Regions from separate parts of the Mus musculus genome. Here region 2 is linked to region 1. The links are chromatin loops, found by intact Hi-C in ENCODE. Cell type or tissue: heart. All regions are shown on one strand. Each heading gives the region's core, and the rest is flanking DNA. Links, peaks and the distances in the headings are about the cores only.

What was found. Hi-C counts contacts between places; a loop is a spot of excess contacts. Peaks named below come from ENCODE experiments on the same cell type or tissue, not always from the same donor. Only the 100,000 strongest peaks of a DNase experiment are listed, where the experiment ranks them.
Region 2: it touches region 1 in a loop (2.0-fold over the local background); 1 of 42 quality-filtered maps calls a loop at or near these places.

Annotation. Positions count from the first base shown.
Region 1 is chr15:100,608,806-100,616,558 of GRCm38, forward strand. It overlaps C330013E15Rik (RIKEN cDNA C330013E15 gene), which reads right to left and starts at 6,305. Exons shown (of 2, transcript NR_045701.1): 1 at 5,979-6,305; 2 at 5,335-5,885. It overlaps Dazap2 (DAZ associated protein 2), which reads left to right and starts at 6,857. Exons shown (of 4, transcript NM_011873.2): 1 at 6,857-6,919. The coding sequence starts at 6,907. In heart, for the core only: a CTCF peak has its summit at 3,837 (motif pointing left); a DNase peak (open chromatin) is centred at 5,016; H3K4me3 peaks cover 1,578 bases; H3K27ac peaks cover 949 bases.
Region 2 is chr15:100,224,440-100,232,192 of GRCm38, forward strand. Atf1 (activating transcription factor 1) reads left to right here and starts at 3,420. Exons shown (of 7, transcript NM_007497.3): 1 at 3,420-3,643. In heart, for the core only: CTCF peaks have their summits at 3,509 and 4,349 (motif pointing right); DNase peaks (open chromatin) are centred at 2,732, 3,332 and 3,652; H3K4me3 peaks cover 2,985 bases; H3K27ac peaks cover 3,352 bases.

The DNA.
Region 1 (7,753 bases), core at 2,237-6,236:
GCTGTCCTGGAACTCACTCAGTAGACCAGGCTGGTCTCAAGCTCAGAGGTCTGCCTGCCTCTGCCTCCTGAGTTCTGGGACTAAAGGCATGGGCCAGCACACCTGGCTCCAGACCCTGTTCTTAAAAAAATAATATTAAAAATAAACTTATTTATTAATGGGGGCAGTTTGTGGGAAGAGGCAAGGAAGAGGTGCTAGTGGCCTTGTAGGGACATGAAATTGTCTAGGGAGAGTTATACCAAAAGTCTCAACTCATTCCAGTCTCCTGGGCAGACTGAGGAACAGAGAAAGCAGCAAGTTCTTCTTCTCAGGTAACTCTGGAAAACACAGACACAGACACACACACACACCTCACATGTGTGCACACACTCAGACACAGCAAAACATGTATACATGTTCTCTCTCTCTCTCAAACACACACGCACACACATACACACACACACCTCACATGTATGCACACACTCAGACACAGCAAACATGTATACATGTTCTCTCTCTCTCTCAAACACACACACACACACACACAAACACCTCTCAAAGAATAGTTAAATCTCAAACCCCCAAACCAGCAAAGAATATGCATCTAGATCACTCCATTTAATTGCATTTTAAACAAGTCTTAAGCCATTCTAATGCAAAAGCTGAGGTTTCACAGACAGAATGCACTAAAACCAATGCAGAGGAGGTCCTGCTCCAGCCAGGACTCAGTAGGCTGCCCAGAGGCAGTACAGTTAGTGCTTTAAAGTTATTGTGCATAGCAGGGTCTGCGCCTTTCCTAAAATGTCTTGCTGAGACTAGGAGAGAAGGCTCCATTTCCCACCAACTATCTGGTAATAGCCGTTCCCTTAGTTACATAGAGGCCAGCCACAGCTTTGAAAAGATCCCTTCAAAGAGTCGGCTGGATGCTTCACACAGCCCCAGCCTCCTCTTTGGTGTGAGAACTAGGAGATCGCTTTATTCTCTGTCACACAAGAATGATCACAACATGTTGTGGGTGTTCAATAAAGGTGCACTTTCACAAAAAGACCTTAAATCAGACTAATGGAGACTAGAGGGCCAACGGGGAAGTTACTGTGTAGTCTGTTTGTACTGCTGTAATGGGTACCCAAGAGTGGATACTTTGTTGGGCTCACGACTTTGGTTGTGAGGATACAAACAGCATGGTGTCTATGTTCTCATTCAGGGTCCACTGCCTGCCTCACAACCAGAAAGGGGACAAGCATGTCACAGCCTCACAACAACTCACTCCTGCAAAAGCTGATCCCGTCCCAGGGGACATAACTGGCCCTCCCAGATCACCTTCCTGGAACCCTTTCCAAGTTGCCCCATCCCAGTCACTGCCCACATCCCTGTGCCCTGCCTGACACTGGGGGAAGGGGGGACCAAGCTCCCAGCACAGGAACCTTTTGAGGACAAACAATCATTTCCAGCACCCTTACGTCATAGCTTACTCATCCCCAGGGCAGCATTTACTGAATTATGTTGTGACTTTCCATTCAGAATCAATCTACTCCAGGGTGCATTAAAAGAGTTCATTAGTATCATCTTTGGCTTCTTCCCTCTTCATCTCAAGATTATTATTGCTGCCCCCCCCCACTACCTCCCAGACAGGATCACACTATGTGGCCCTGACTGTTCTCTAGATAACACTCTGTGAGTCTGGCCCCAAACTCAGACATCTTCCTGCCTCTGCCTTCACTCCTTCCTAGGTTCTACAGAAACACCCAGCAAGTGCCACACCCAGAACTGCTCTGACAAAGGGCCTCTGCCCTGAAGTGCCTGAAGTGATTAAGGAGATCAGAAACGTGAAAACAAGTCAGAAAACAGCAGACTGTGAAGGAGGAAGGGAGACAGACAGACAGACCGAGGGGTGGGGCAGGGGTTGGGGGAGAGAGAGGTGAAGACATACTGATTTTCATTTTGCTTCCACAGGGTCCGCCTTCCAAGTGCTGGGATTAGTAGAGATGTGCCTATTATACCACTATCGATTTCTTCCCCTCTGATCCCTCCATTATCCACCCCCTTAATTTTCTTTCAATTTCATATGCTCTTTTTTTACCCCATTATTTTCTTAACTTTCCTTATTATCTGTGCATTTGTCTGCATGTACGTATGTGCACCATGTGCACACCCTGTGCCCTGTGGTCCGGAAGAAGGTGTCAGATCCCTACAGTTCCTGACTGTTGTAAGTTGCCATGTGGATGCTGGGAACCAGGCCCAGCCCTCTGTGAGCATGGCAAGCATTCTTAACCACGAGCCATCTTTCTAACCCTCATCTATATTACTTCTTCAAAAGTTTCAGTTATACTGGCAAGGTGGCTTGGCAGGCAAAGGCAACCTGCATGCCTTGTAAGCCCAGAGACCAGAGTTCTTTATGTAGAGCTAGAAGGAGAGAACTGTCTCCACAGAGCTGTCCTCTGGTCTTTTATACATGTGCCATGCATGACACAAGTGCCCACATGTACACACCACACACACATGTACACAATAATTAGTAATGCTACCTTGAGATGTAATAGATATATAACAAGCTGTACATGTTTATAATATACAATTGGACCTTTTTCACTCTTTGGAGAGGGTCTCACTATGTAACCGAGGGTGGTCTTGAACTCATGATTCTCCTGAGACAGTCTCTTCGGTGCTGGGTTTGCAGGTGTGCACCAGCATGTCCATTTTGTTGGTTTGTTTGAGACATGATCTCTCTACAATAGTTTGCCTGTCCTGGATCTCGCTCAATGTAGACCAGGCTGGCCTCAAACTTACCTCTATTAAGACAATCAATCCCCCAAAGAAAGACATACCCCAGCCCAACCTAAATCTAGAAAAATCCTTATTGAGACTCATTCCCAAGGGGTTCTGTATTGTCAAGCTGACAATGAAAACCAACCATCACAAAGCCAAATGTGAAATGGTACGTTGTAGCTCAGTTCAACAGACAAGATAATCACATTCAATAAAAACGTCTGGGCATCATTTATGTGCAGTGACCACAAGACCAGAGAGGCCATTGGATCCCCTGGAACTGGAGTTACAGATGGTTGTGAGGTGCCACGTAGGAGCTGGGAATTAAACCTGGGTCCTCTGAAAGGGCATCCAGTGCTCTTAATCACTCAACCATCTCTCCAGTCCTAAGAAAAGTAAGTGCTGGAATACAGTTCCCTACTCAAATGGCCAGTCTTAAAAAAAAACAAAACAAAACAAAACAAAAAGACAAAACAAAACAACCAACTCACTCTGCACAGGAACCACTTACGACAGAGATGAAGGTCTTTAAATCCTGACAAATGGCCCATGAGACTTAGCAACTCACTGTTGACCGTTACAGGAGAAAGTGGTTTCCTCTCAGTCACATGATCCCGCGTCATGTTCACCCTCCGCCTGTCTTGTCCTGTATTTCAATAAATTCTTTGTCTTTTCCTGCCCTGGGTAAGGGTTTTTTTGTTTTGTTTTGTTTTGTTTTTTCTTCAAAATTCGCGCTGTCAGCTTCCAGATGCAAGTTTTCTAAATCTCCTTCTAAACTCCTTTCCTTTCTCTTCTGCCCTCACAGCTGGCCATTAATTCACATTTAGGTCACTCTACATTAGATTTTAATTTCTATGTTTTATGAAATGGAATCCTTTCTGCCGTGTGTATTATTCTTTTGGAAGTAGAGTCTTATGTTGTTTGGACTGGTCTTTAACTCCTGAGACCAAGGTTCTCCTGCTTCAGCCTTCCAAGTTCCTACAGCTATATTCTTATATATATCAGGAGGCTGTTATTGAACCTGGAACCACCTGCATCTAAGGGCCGCCTGTGTCTGCCTCCCTAGCTGCTGCCCTCTGCTGGGTGCTGGGTGCTGGGTGCCCAGGCTCAGGTTCTTATTGGTTGTAGAGCCAATGTTTTACCAGTGAGCCATCTCCCCAATCTCTTCCTTAAAGCTTATTTTTAAATTTAAATTTATTATTTATTTTTTTTAAAGATTTATTTATTTATTTATTTATTATATGTAAGTACACTGTAGCTGTCTTCAGACACTCCAGAAGAGGGCATCAGATCTTGTTACAGATGGTTGTGAGCCACCATGTGGTTGCTGGGATTTAAACTCAGGACCTTTGGAAGAGCAGTCAGTGCCCTTAACCTGTGAGCCATCTCTCCAGCCCCTATTAACTTATTTTTAAATTTAAATTTAGTATTGCTAATTTATGTCTGTGTGTGTAGGCACTTGTGGAGGACAGAGGGCAACTTTCAGAAGTTGGTTTCTCCTTCCACTATGGGTTCTGGGGACTGTCCTCAGGTGATCTGGCTTTCATGGTTTGTATTTTACCTGCTGAGGTACAGCAGCACCCACAAACACAGGTGCATACACAAACACGAATACTCAAAATGTAATTATAAAATGTTTTATGTTTTGTTTTTTTCTTTAAAAAAGACCCACATGACCATGTGACTTTTCTACTTAAAACTCTTCAGTGGCAAGTCAGGGTCCTCCGGACAGAAGGCGTGTTTCCACCCAGGCTCTGCCCTGGGCTCAGCACTGCCTGGCTCCTGCTTCCTCTTCAGCTTCATCTCCCACCAGTCCTGCCTTCTGTGATCTGGCCGCACTCTCTGAGCGCTATGGTATGAGTGATGTCTTCCTTTTCGCCGGGGATCTTCTTCACTTGTTTAGTGGCTATGCACTCCTCAAATTTCGTCTCAGGCATCATTTCCCCCGGGAAACCGTCCCTTAAGGAGAAGATAGTAGGCCCTCATCTATGTGCGCTTCCTGGCATCGCAGGTGTACTCGTTGTCTCTAAAGGCCGCACTACGATTACAGTGGCTTTTCTAGGCTGTTAGTTTCAAAATGGTGGAAGACTCTGCCCGCCTCGTCGCAGTTGTTTCTCTAGCACCTAAGATGGGGCCTGACACAGTGGGCATTCATTAAGTAGTTGCTACATTCCTGTAAGAAAGCGTGTTTGCTAAGTGAACAAACACCGATGCGCCCTGCTGTCCGGGACTGGAGCCAGCTGCTACTTAGCTCCACCTGGTGGAAACAGCAGCGGCCTGCAGCTCCCCATTTCCCGCGGGGTGCTCCTGCATCCCCAGGCCTTGGGTTCAGGATATTAAGCAAAGTATCAGGCACCTAGCATAGGAGCGATCGACCAAGCCGAGAGCAGCTATCACGTTCAGGAGTCAGCCCTAGGAGGGCCTGGATATTGAATTAACCTTTTCTTCATAAGACAGTGGTCCTTGGAATGGTTACCCCATAGCAGCATCTGACTTTTTAAATTTATGTTGTTGCTACTATTGTTTTTATTTCATATGTCTATGGATACTTTGCTTTAGTCAAGGAAATGTAAATACCACAGTCTTTATGATACTGATTTAATCCAAATCAAATTAATATAAATACTTAATGGGAACTTAAAAAATACCCAAGAGAGTTCCCTAACATCCTTTAGTTAGCGCAGCCTAGTTAGGGGATGCTCTGTGTGCTGACAGGAAACCAAAATGGAAATACTGACCCGGAACCTGGGAGGCCGAACACAAAACTCAAGTCTGTAACCTGTCCTTTAGATCAGTTTTTCTTTTCTTCTCGAATGTTTATTTTTATATGTGTGTCGGCGTGAACCCATGACACTCATGCGCAGGTCCCCAGGCTGAACTAGATCAGCCTCTCAGGCTGCTGTGCTTGCCGACTGGACGAAACTGCATTTACAGGACGCCACGCAAACTGTTAAATAGACACCTGACACACAAGCAAGGCCTTCGGTGTCGGACGAATCAGGAGTCCGTTCACCAAGGACCTCTCCCTCCAAAGCCTGCCCATCTACTTGACCACGCACAACACGAACTTCTGCAGACAGCTGCGGCGGTCGGTTCCTCTGTGCATCTATGAGAGCGCGTTCGGTTGCTCAGCAGATATTCTGGAACGAGGAAACGGGAAAAAATGTGATCACTGTCCTAAGAGACGTCGTCGCTACTCTTCTGGACAACTGAGCGCGGGCTAAACCACTCACAACATCTGTAGGGAGTTTTCAGGTCCCCGTAGGACGTGCCAGGCCAGGGTGCAGGTGCTGGCTGCGTCCCCTCAGCTTGTGCTGGGGCACGGTCTATCTCAGGACAGGGGGCGGGGCGCGGGGACACGGTCCATCTCCGAGCACGAAGCCAGGCGCTGGGCCCTCAACAAGAGGCCTGGAAGGACCAGAACGGCGGACAGGCTAAGGTCTGAGGTCTGGGCTGCGTCTCGCAGGCACTGTGGAGTCGTGACAGCCTGTGTTCACACCTGAATTTGGTGAGCAGAGGCGACTCACAGTGAGGAAGTCGCCCTGAGATGAGCTGACTCCGCTTTCTTTAGGGCGGGGCCGCGCAGAAAGGAGGAGCGCGCGGTGAGGGAGGGGTCGCGCAGGGAGGGCGGGGCCGCGCAGAAAGGAGGAGCCCGCGGTGAAGGCGGAGCGTTCAGGGAGGCGGGGCTAGCGGTGCGGTGAGGGCGGGGCCGCGCGGGAAGGAGTGGCTCGTGATAAGGGCGGGGCGCACGGTGAGAGCAAGGACCGCGGTGAGGGCGGGGCCGCGCAGAGAGAGCAAGGAACGCGGGGAGAGCGAGGAGGGCGGGGCCTCGCAGGGAGGGCGGGGCAATTAGTGAGGGCAAAGCGCGCGGTGAGGGCGAAGCCGCGCAGGGAGGGGCGGGGCCGAGCCCAGAGGAGGCGCGCGCCGTGAGGGCAGAGCGCGCGGGGAGGGCGGGGCTTCCGAGCAGAGCAGGGCCGCGAGCGCCCTCCTTGCCGCGACTGGCCGGCCTGCGAGGGGGCGGGGTTTCCGGCGGCGGCGCACTCGGGCATCTCCTGACGCAGAGTGGACGAACGTCACGTGACACGGAAGTGACTCCGAACAGGAAGAGGACGAGAAAAATAACCGTCCGCGACGCCGAGTGGGAGCGGACTCAGAGCCACCATGAACAGCAAAGGCAAGGCCGGGAAGTGGCGGGGGCCGTCGGGGAAGCGGGCGGGTTCGGGTCGAGCGGGCTGGGGGACGTCGGGCCTGGGGCGGTCTGTGCGGCTCTCTTCAGCGGGCCGCACAGCGCGGCCGCACCTGACGTGGCCGCCCCCCTCCACCCCCACAACGCAGCCGCTCGGCCCTCTGGGCCCCGACCCCATAAACCGTGTGGCGCAGTTTGGAGCCGCGGGCTCCTGTGTGTGGGGTGGGGGGGCTTTTCCGTGACGGACAGCGGCTGGAGCGAATGGCGAGCTAGAGCAGGGATTTGGGGAAGCCAATGGAGGGCGGGCGGAGGCGGGGCGCCGCGCCTCGGAACAACAGGCCTCGGCCGAGCTTAACTGCTGAGGTGCCGGCTCCGCTGCACGGCCCAGGCCCTCGAGGACCCGTTCTCGCCCGCCGGGGACTTCTGGCGCTTCCTCCTCGGGGCCCGGACTCGTAGCCGCCCCTGTGCGTTGCTAATGTTTGTGAGAACATGGTCGCGTTCCCCACCCCTCCACCCGCCGCCCTTCTCACGGTTAACTTCCAGTCACTCACTCTTTGGAGGTCGACCTTGACTAGGAACCCGTGAGGTAAACACTGAGAACCGTGGGTCCCACAGAGTCAGGACTGGTTACAGCACAGCCCGGGGGAGATCACCCAGAGGAGTCCCCTAAGACACCAGCAGTCCGGAGACCCCGGAACGGGTCCTCAGACCTGCCCTCTATTCGAAAGGGAACATGGCCAAGTTAGCCTCCATCAATCAGTATGCTAGTGGGAACGGCGCCTTCTGCCCAGTCAGAAGCCAGCACCTTCGGGCGCGAGGGTG
Region 2 (7,753 bases), core at 1,979-5,978, 380 kb before region 1:
CCATTGGATGCTCCAGCGCCTGGGTGGCTTTTCAGGTAAGCAACTGAGTGAGGTAGCAGCCACAGAGCTGAGAGCTTTTCACAACCGGGAGACCCCGGAGAATGACAGACCAGAGGACTGGAGGAAGTACTACGTGCTGCCACAAGCCACAGCTGTCCGACAAGAGTGAGCTGAAAAATCAGCTCCTGGGAGGGGCAGAGCTGCTCCCACTGAAGAAAGAACCACTCTCCATCAGAGAGGGACCAGTGTGCCTATTGAGGGGAAAGGCTGCTGGGAGCATGAGTGCCAAGATGAGTATCCTAAGAAAACATCAAAGAGATGGTCCAAAGGTTCTGGAATTAGAAGATGACTGAGGGTGTCGGGGCTTAACACCCTCCATGAACCCTGGGCAACCCTAAAGGTGGAGGGGAAGCCTGCAGACTGTCTGGTGAACATGGGTGCAAGGATGCAAGGGGCAACAAGCACCAAGCCCTACCACTGACTACCTGAAGAAAGGTGGACTTGGGAGTGCAATGGGTAACTCACGTGTTTATGGTCATTCCTGGTTGCCCATATCCCCTGCTGGGAAGAGACCTCCTCACCAAGATGGAAACCCACTATTTTGGTCTAGAGGGAGTGGAAGTGCTGGATAAGAATGGCCCCATCCATGCTCTGACCTTGGCCCAAGAATAGGAACACAAACTGTTCCCTCAGCCAGCCTATCTCCAAGCCCGTTACTTCAGAGGTTCCTAGCCGAAGTCCCCAAAGTCTGGGCCGAAACAATTCAATGGGACTCACCTGACATTGAGCTCTGGTTCTAGTTCAATTAAAAGTTGGGACTAGGGGCTGGAGAGATAGCTCAGTCATTAAGAGCACTGGCTGCTCTTCCAGAGGTCGTTGAGTTCAATTCCCAGCAATCACATGGTGGCTCACAACCATCTGTAATGGGATCTGATGCCCTCTTCTGGTGTGTCTGAAGACAGCTACAGTGTACTCATATAAGTAAAATAAGTCTTTAAAAAATAAAAATTATCAGGCAACATCCAATACCCAGAGATGCCAGGCCCCTCGCTTTAATCAGCTCTGGGAGGTAGGGATTCTGAGTCCTTGCCAATCAGCATGGCACACTCCCCTCCTTTCGGTCAAGAAGTCCTATTCCAATGACTGCCAGCGTGTGCAGGATGTAAGGGAGGTAAATAAACAGTGGAAGATACCCATCCTACAGTTCCAGACTCATCCGTCCTGCTGAGCTGATGTCCAGACCCTCTAGCCTTTACCCCCAAGTGCTGGACCTTCAGGTGAGTGCCACCACACACAATCCAGGGATCCTCTCAGATAGTTCTTCATCCTTCTCTTTATTTTTAAATGATCAGCAGGGGCTGGGAGATGTCTCCAGGTTAAAGGATGAGAACGCTTCTCTTGCAGAGGTCTCATGTTAGGTTTCCGGCATGTATCAGACAGCTCACAGCTGAATGAAATGAGGACATGACCGTTCTGAGGCATATGGTTGAGGAGAAGGCTTTGAGTGTAGATGTGGGAGAGAGTACAGCCAGAGGCATGGGAAGAGGCCAGGGCAGGGAGACAAATAACAGACTGACCAGAGCTTTGACAGGGGGCAGAGCAAGAAAAAGGAAGAGAAAGTTGGAAGAGGCAAAGAGCCAAGAGAGATGGCCAAACTGGCAGGATTTTTGGAACTCAGAAGCTGGGGGAAGAGAACTGAAGGCCCTCAGCCTGGGTTTAGGGTAGGGGGTTGGTGTGTGCTAGAGAAGAGCAGATTGTGAGCCTGGCTACCAGCCTGTGCTTTGGCATGCTAACAGACACCACAGTTAGCCATTTGTCCTGGGTTTCTTTGGGACCTGACAGCAACCATTTGTAATTCTAACTCCAGAGGATCCAACGCTCATTTCTGGATTCTGAAGAAACCTGTGCGCATACCATTCCCCATCTGAGACACACAGACACACAAAATTTACAATAATATATTTAAAAAGCAAACACTTGAAAGAAAGGATGAATGTATAGAAGTGTTTGGAGGGGGGAAAGAGCTGGAGAGATGGCTCAGTGGTTAAGAGCACTGACTGCTCTTCCAGAGGTCCTGAGTTCAATTCCCAGCAACCACATGATGGCTCTGTAATGGGATATGATGCTCTCTTCTGGTGTGTCTGAAGACAGCTACATAAAAAATAAATATAGGCCGGGCGTGGTGGCACACGCCTTTAATGCCAGCACTTGGGAGGCAGAGGCAGGCGGATTTCTGAGTTGAAGGCCAGCCTGGTCTACAAAGTGAGTTCCAGGACAGCCAGGGCTATACAGAGAAACCCTGTCTTGAAAAACCAAATATATATTTATATGTGTGTACACACACACACACACACACACACACACACATATATATATCTTTAAAAGAAAAAATAAAGGTTTGGAGGGAGGAAAAGAGAGAAATGATAATATAATCTCAAAAAAAGGACCCCTTTTAAAAACACTATGGGTGATGGAATGACTGCTGCTGGCCTGTTGTTCAGGCCAGGCTGGTATCTGCAAGCTTTCCCCCGACCTTACTTTGTAGGTCACTTTCCATAATGTTGAGACTCTGACTTAGTGTTGTACTTTCCATAGTTTTTTAAGACAGGCTTTCTTTGTATAGCCTTGCCGGGCCTGGAACTTTCTATGAAGATAAGAGATAGCACTGTGCCTGCCAACCCAAAGTGCTGGGGTCAGAGGCACAGCTGACCACGCCTGGCAATTTCCATAAATTTGATAGCGACTCCAGAGAGGTTGGGTAACTAGCCTAATCAGTCAAAACCCGAGTACTTCTATTTAAAGGTAGTCATCGGCCTTAGCTTTATTGGGCAATATTTGCTGAATCACGGTGCCTGGAGTCTAATAAGCCCTTCTAAACGCTTCAGTTTTACATCACATCGTATGTTCTGAAGGCTCAAAACCAAAGTCTTCACTCACCCAGTTATTAGGAGGGAAGGTGTCAAATACAACTTCTCAAAACATTTGATAATGCACTTTGTAGAGGGCATGCTAAAAACAAGCAAGCGAGCGAGCAAACCGCTATGATGCCCTAGCAGAACCTTGCCAAGGCTGAGATAAAGGCATCTGTATGAAGGTCAACTCCCCACAAGGACATGCTAAGTCCTTTCCGAAGCACTAAGATGGCAGCGCAAGGTTTTACAGTTACTTAAACAGAGCAGGTAGCCGAGGGTCAGCTGTCCCGCCCGCGAGAGAGGGAGGTCAGGACCCCGCGCCATTGCCCCAAGATCCCCGGAGCTCCCCCAGCGTCCCCGTGGCGGCCCGCGCGCTCCCGAGCTCGCCAAGATGGCGGCGCTCACGTGACCACGCGGTGACGCAGCACGCCGGCGCGCAGGCCACGCCCCTCCCCACGCTCCCGCGCACTCCTCGGCCGCCCCCCCCCCCCCCCCCAGCCCCGGCCCCCGGCCTGTGCGGATCATGCCGCCTGCGACGCCCCTCGCGGCCGGGAAACGGTAGCCGCGACGGTTGGCTCTCGAGTTACGCTCTCCTCCCGCACCCCGCCGACCCCTGGGACGCGCGCCACCTCGCTGCGGTGCGCGGCTGGCAAGTGAGGAGTAAAGTCGGCGCCGCCTGGGACGGGGGAGTGGAGCTTCCTGCCCCGGGCAGCGGCCAGGCGGCCCCGCGGGTGAGTGGGGCGCGGCGGAGCGCGAGGCGGCCCGGGCGGGAAGGCGGCGCCGGCGGGGACGCAATGGCGGCCACGCGCCGGCCGGGGGTCGCGCGCGGCTCGGCGGGCGGTGGGGGAGGGGCGCGGTGGGGGTGGGGCCGGCCGCGCGCTTCCGGTCGCGCGCGTCCCGAGCGCCCGGGCGTTAGGCTCCCCTCGCCTCCGCGGGGCGCGTTGGGAGAGGCGCCCCGGGCCTCCCGCGCTCCTTGGCTCGGCCCGCGCCGCATGGAGGCGGGAAGAAAAGCCGAGCGGCGGCCTCCGGCAGGCTGCAGACGCCGCGGCCTTGGGCTCCCGCCTCCATGACTGGGAAAACCGAGGCAACCCGCCCTGTGGCGGGGCACGGCGTTCCTCTCCTTCCGGGAGTCTCGCCGCTGGCCGCCTAAGTTATGATAGAAACTTAAAAGAGTCTCGGTAGCCGCCTTTTCTTTTTGAGACGGGATTTGTTGCGAAGAGTTCATGGTGCAGGACTTCCAGACGCGGTCGCCGGGTCCGGTTTATTATAGCGTTTTTAGTTTTGCCTGAGACAGGGCTTACCAAACTGGCCTTAAATAAATTTATATATACATACACACACACATACATACATACATACATACATACATAGTCCAGGTTGGCTTCGAACACGGCTTATGTTAGGATTTTTTGTTTGTTTTTTTGTTTTTCTTATATGAGTACACTGTAGCTGTCTTCAGACACTCCAGAAGAGGGAGTCAGATCTCATTACAGATGGTTGTGAGCCACCATGTGGTTGCTGGGAATTGAACTCAGACCTCTGGAAGAGCAGTCAGTGCTCTTAACTGTTGAGCCATTTCTCCAGACCTTCAACATCTTTTTCAAGGAAGGAAGCTAAGACGCCTTTTCCTCACTCACCAGCTGAGAAGTCTCTGTACTTGATATTTATTGATATTTACTGTTCACTCGTGACAGTCTGCTGGTCACTGAGCACACTTTACTGCAGACAGGCACTGCCTTTAGAGAGCTTAAAGCTGGGAGAAACAGGCAGGCTAGTAAACATAGCTGTTAAGTAATTCAGAGATAACGAGCCAGGCAAGACAAATGTATTAAAATAGGACCTGATCCAGGCGTAGTGGCACAAGCCTTTAACCCCAGCTCAGGCGGCAGAGGCTCTAAAGACCAAACCAACCTCCTACCCCTCACCCAGGAAGGAAAGAAAACCACAGGACTTGGTACAGTAAGGAATGGCAGTAAGAGGTATTGCTGGGCCAGGAATGGTGGTGGACACAGCCTAGCTTCTGGGTTTTTGCATCCTAATGTGAGATCTGAAGTAAATACAGTTTCTTTAGGTCTCATCACCACAAAAACAAATCTCTTCTCTTGATATTTCACGTAGAAAGTCGCTTTCTTTGTAGGATTTATTAAAAGCACCTTGCCTTGGGCTAGGGATGTAGCCTGCTCTGTAGAGGACCTGGGTGTGTTGGCAGGTTCTGCTTAATTGAGGCAAGCGGGGATGTCTGGAGAGTCAAGTTCAAGAAAGGTCACCCTCTGCTATGTATCAGGTTTTGAGGCCAATCTGGGCTATAGAAGACCCTGTCCTAGGAGGGCAGTGCCTTGCCTTGTGTGTGACAGCCATCCATAGCCTGCGGACTTCTCCGTTTCCAGCATCTTGTTGGTGATGCATTTGGACTGCATTTCATTGCCTTCCTGATTCTGCCCAACTGTGCATCATATTATGATAGCTGCTACTTGGAACTTAATTGTTTTTATAGAAAATGTACTCAGATAGTGTATTTTGTTTAAAAAGGTGTCATTTTGAAAAGCAGACTTTAGGGCTGGCAAGATGCTCAGTGGGTAAGAGTACTGACTGCTCTTCCAAAGGTCCTGAGTTCAGGTTCTGGTGGCCATATGGTGGCTCACAACCATTCTTGATGACATCTGATGCCCTCATCTGGTGTGTCTGAAGACAGCTACAGTGTACTTAATTTGTAATAATAATTAAAATCTTTAAAAAAAAGAAAAGCAGACTTCAGTCAAGCATGGTAGGACATACCTATGGCCTTTTTCTTAGCACTCAGGAGGCAGAGGCAGCCTGGGCTTTAAAATCCTGTCTAAAAAACAAAACAAAAACCTCAGCCAGATTTAAAATTTTAGGAATGGGGAGACTGGCTGCTCTTCAGAAGAAGACCTGGGTTCAAGTCGCAGCATTCTCATGGCAGCTCACAACTGCCTGTAACTAGCTCCTGGGTAATCCTGTACCCCTACACCCTACACACATGCAGGCAAAACACCCATGCTTATAAAATAAGTTTGTTTGTTTTTAAGTGTATTTGCAGTTGATAATTCAGTAAAACAGAACAGGTACAGTTTGTTGCTTATAGTGAGAAAAAGGTGTTTGTTTGTTTGTTTGTTTGATTGAATTGGGGGGGGGTGGTGTTTGTTTCTGTTTTTTCAAAACGGTTTCTCTGTGTAGCCCTGGCTGGCCTGGAACTCAGAAATCCGACTGCCTCTGCCTCCTGAGTGCTGGGATTAAAGGTGTGTTCCACCACGCCCGGCTAAAAAAGTATTTTATGTGTATGGATGTTTTGCCTTCAAATGTGCCTGTGTGCTATGTGTTCCTCTGGAAGCCAGTAGATCCCCTGGAGTTGTATATGGTTTTGAGCCACTTTATAGGTGCTGGGAAGTCAAACCCAAGTCCTCTCAAAGAGCAGCCAGTGTTCTCAACCCACTAAGCCATCTCTCTAGCTTATGATTAAGAATTCTTAACTTGTCCAGCAGGGGTGGCACATGCCTTTAATCCCAGCACTACGGAGGCAAGAGGCAGGTGGATCCTTTGAGTTCAAACCCAGCCTGGTCTACAGAGTGAATTCCAGGAACAGCCAGGGCTATGCAGAGAAACCCTGTTTCCAAAAACAAAAAAAATCTCAACTTTTTGCTTCCTGACATGTTTTCAGTGTTGGAGAAAAAGGGCTAATGTCATTAGTCAGTGGGGAGAAAGCCAAAGCCACCTTGTTCTTATTAGAAAGCTTACTATGAAAACAGAAAAAAACAGCAAGTGCTGGTAAGGATGGGAGGAACTGCGGCTAGAATTTTTTTTTTTTTTTTTTTTTTTTGGTTTTTTGAGACAGGGTTTTTCTGTAGTATAGCCCTGGCTGTCCTGGAACTCACTTTGTAGACCAGGCTGGCCTCGAACTCAGAAATCCTCTTGCCTCTGCCTCCCGAGTTGCAGCTAGAATTCTTATGTTCTGCTAGGACAGTAAACCCGGCTGGATGCCATTAAAATTAGTACTTCAGATGGACAACAGAATAACTGATGATTTAGCAGCTCTCTAGGCTACACATACAAAGAAAATGGAAAGCAAGCTCTTTTTTTCTTTGTTCTTTCAAGACAGGGTCTTGAGTGTAGCCAGCCCTAGCTATCCTGGGACTTCTGTAAACCAGGCTACCTATAAACTTGTAAGACAGCAGTTCTCAACCTTCACAGGGGTCCAGAATTAGATAGCCTGCATGGTCAGATATTTACAATTTATAACAGCAAAATTATTATGAAGTAACAAAAAAAATAGTTTTATGGTTGGGGTCACATGAGGTATGTGTTAAAGGGCTGCAGCATTAGGAAGGTTGAGAACCACACTCACCTAGAGATGAACCTTTGCCACTAGGCCTGGCAAAAGCAGGTCTTTACGAGATAATCGTTATCCATGTTTATGGCTCAACTATTCACAGCAGTCGGGAGACTGAAGCAACCCAACTATTTGTCAGTAGATGGGGGTAAACAATGGAAGTACATTCCAGGGAGTGTTGTTCAGACTTCAAACCATGGAAACCCTGACAGGAGCTATGGTTGAATTGGGCTTTTTTTTGTTTGTTTGTTTTGTTTTGTTTTTTGTTTTTCGAGACAGGGTTTCTCTGTATACTCTTGGCTGTCCTGGAACTCACTTTGTAGACCAGGCTGGCCTTGAACTCAGAAATCCACCTGCCTCTGCCTCCCAAGTGCTGGGATTAAAGGCGTGCGCCACCACGCCCGGCTGAATTGGGCTCTTGTGCCAAATGAAGTTAGGCAGCCACAGAAGGACTCGCTCACCTTGTGGGAGTGTCTAGTCACAGGAGTTAGTAGTA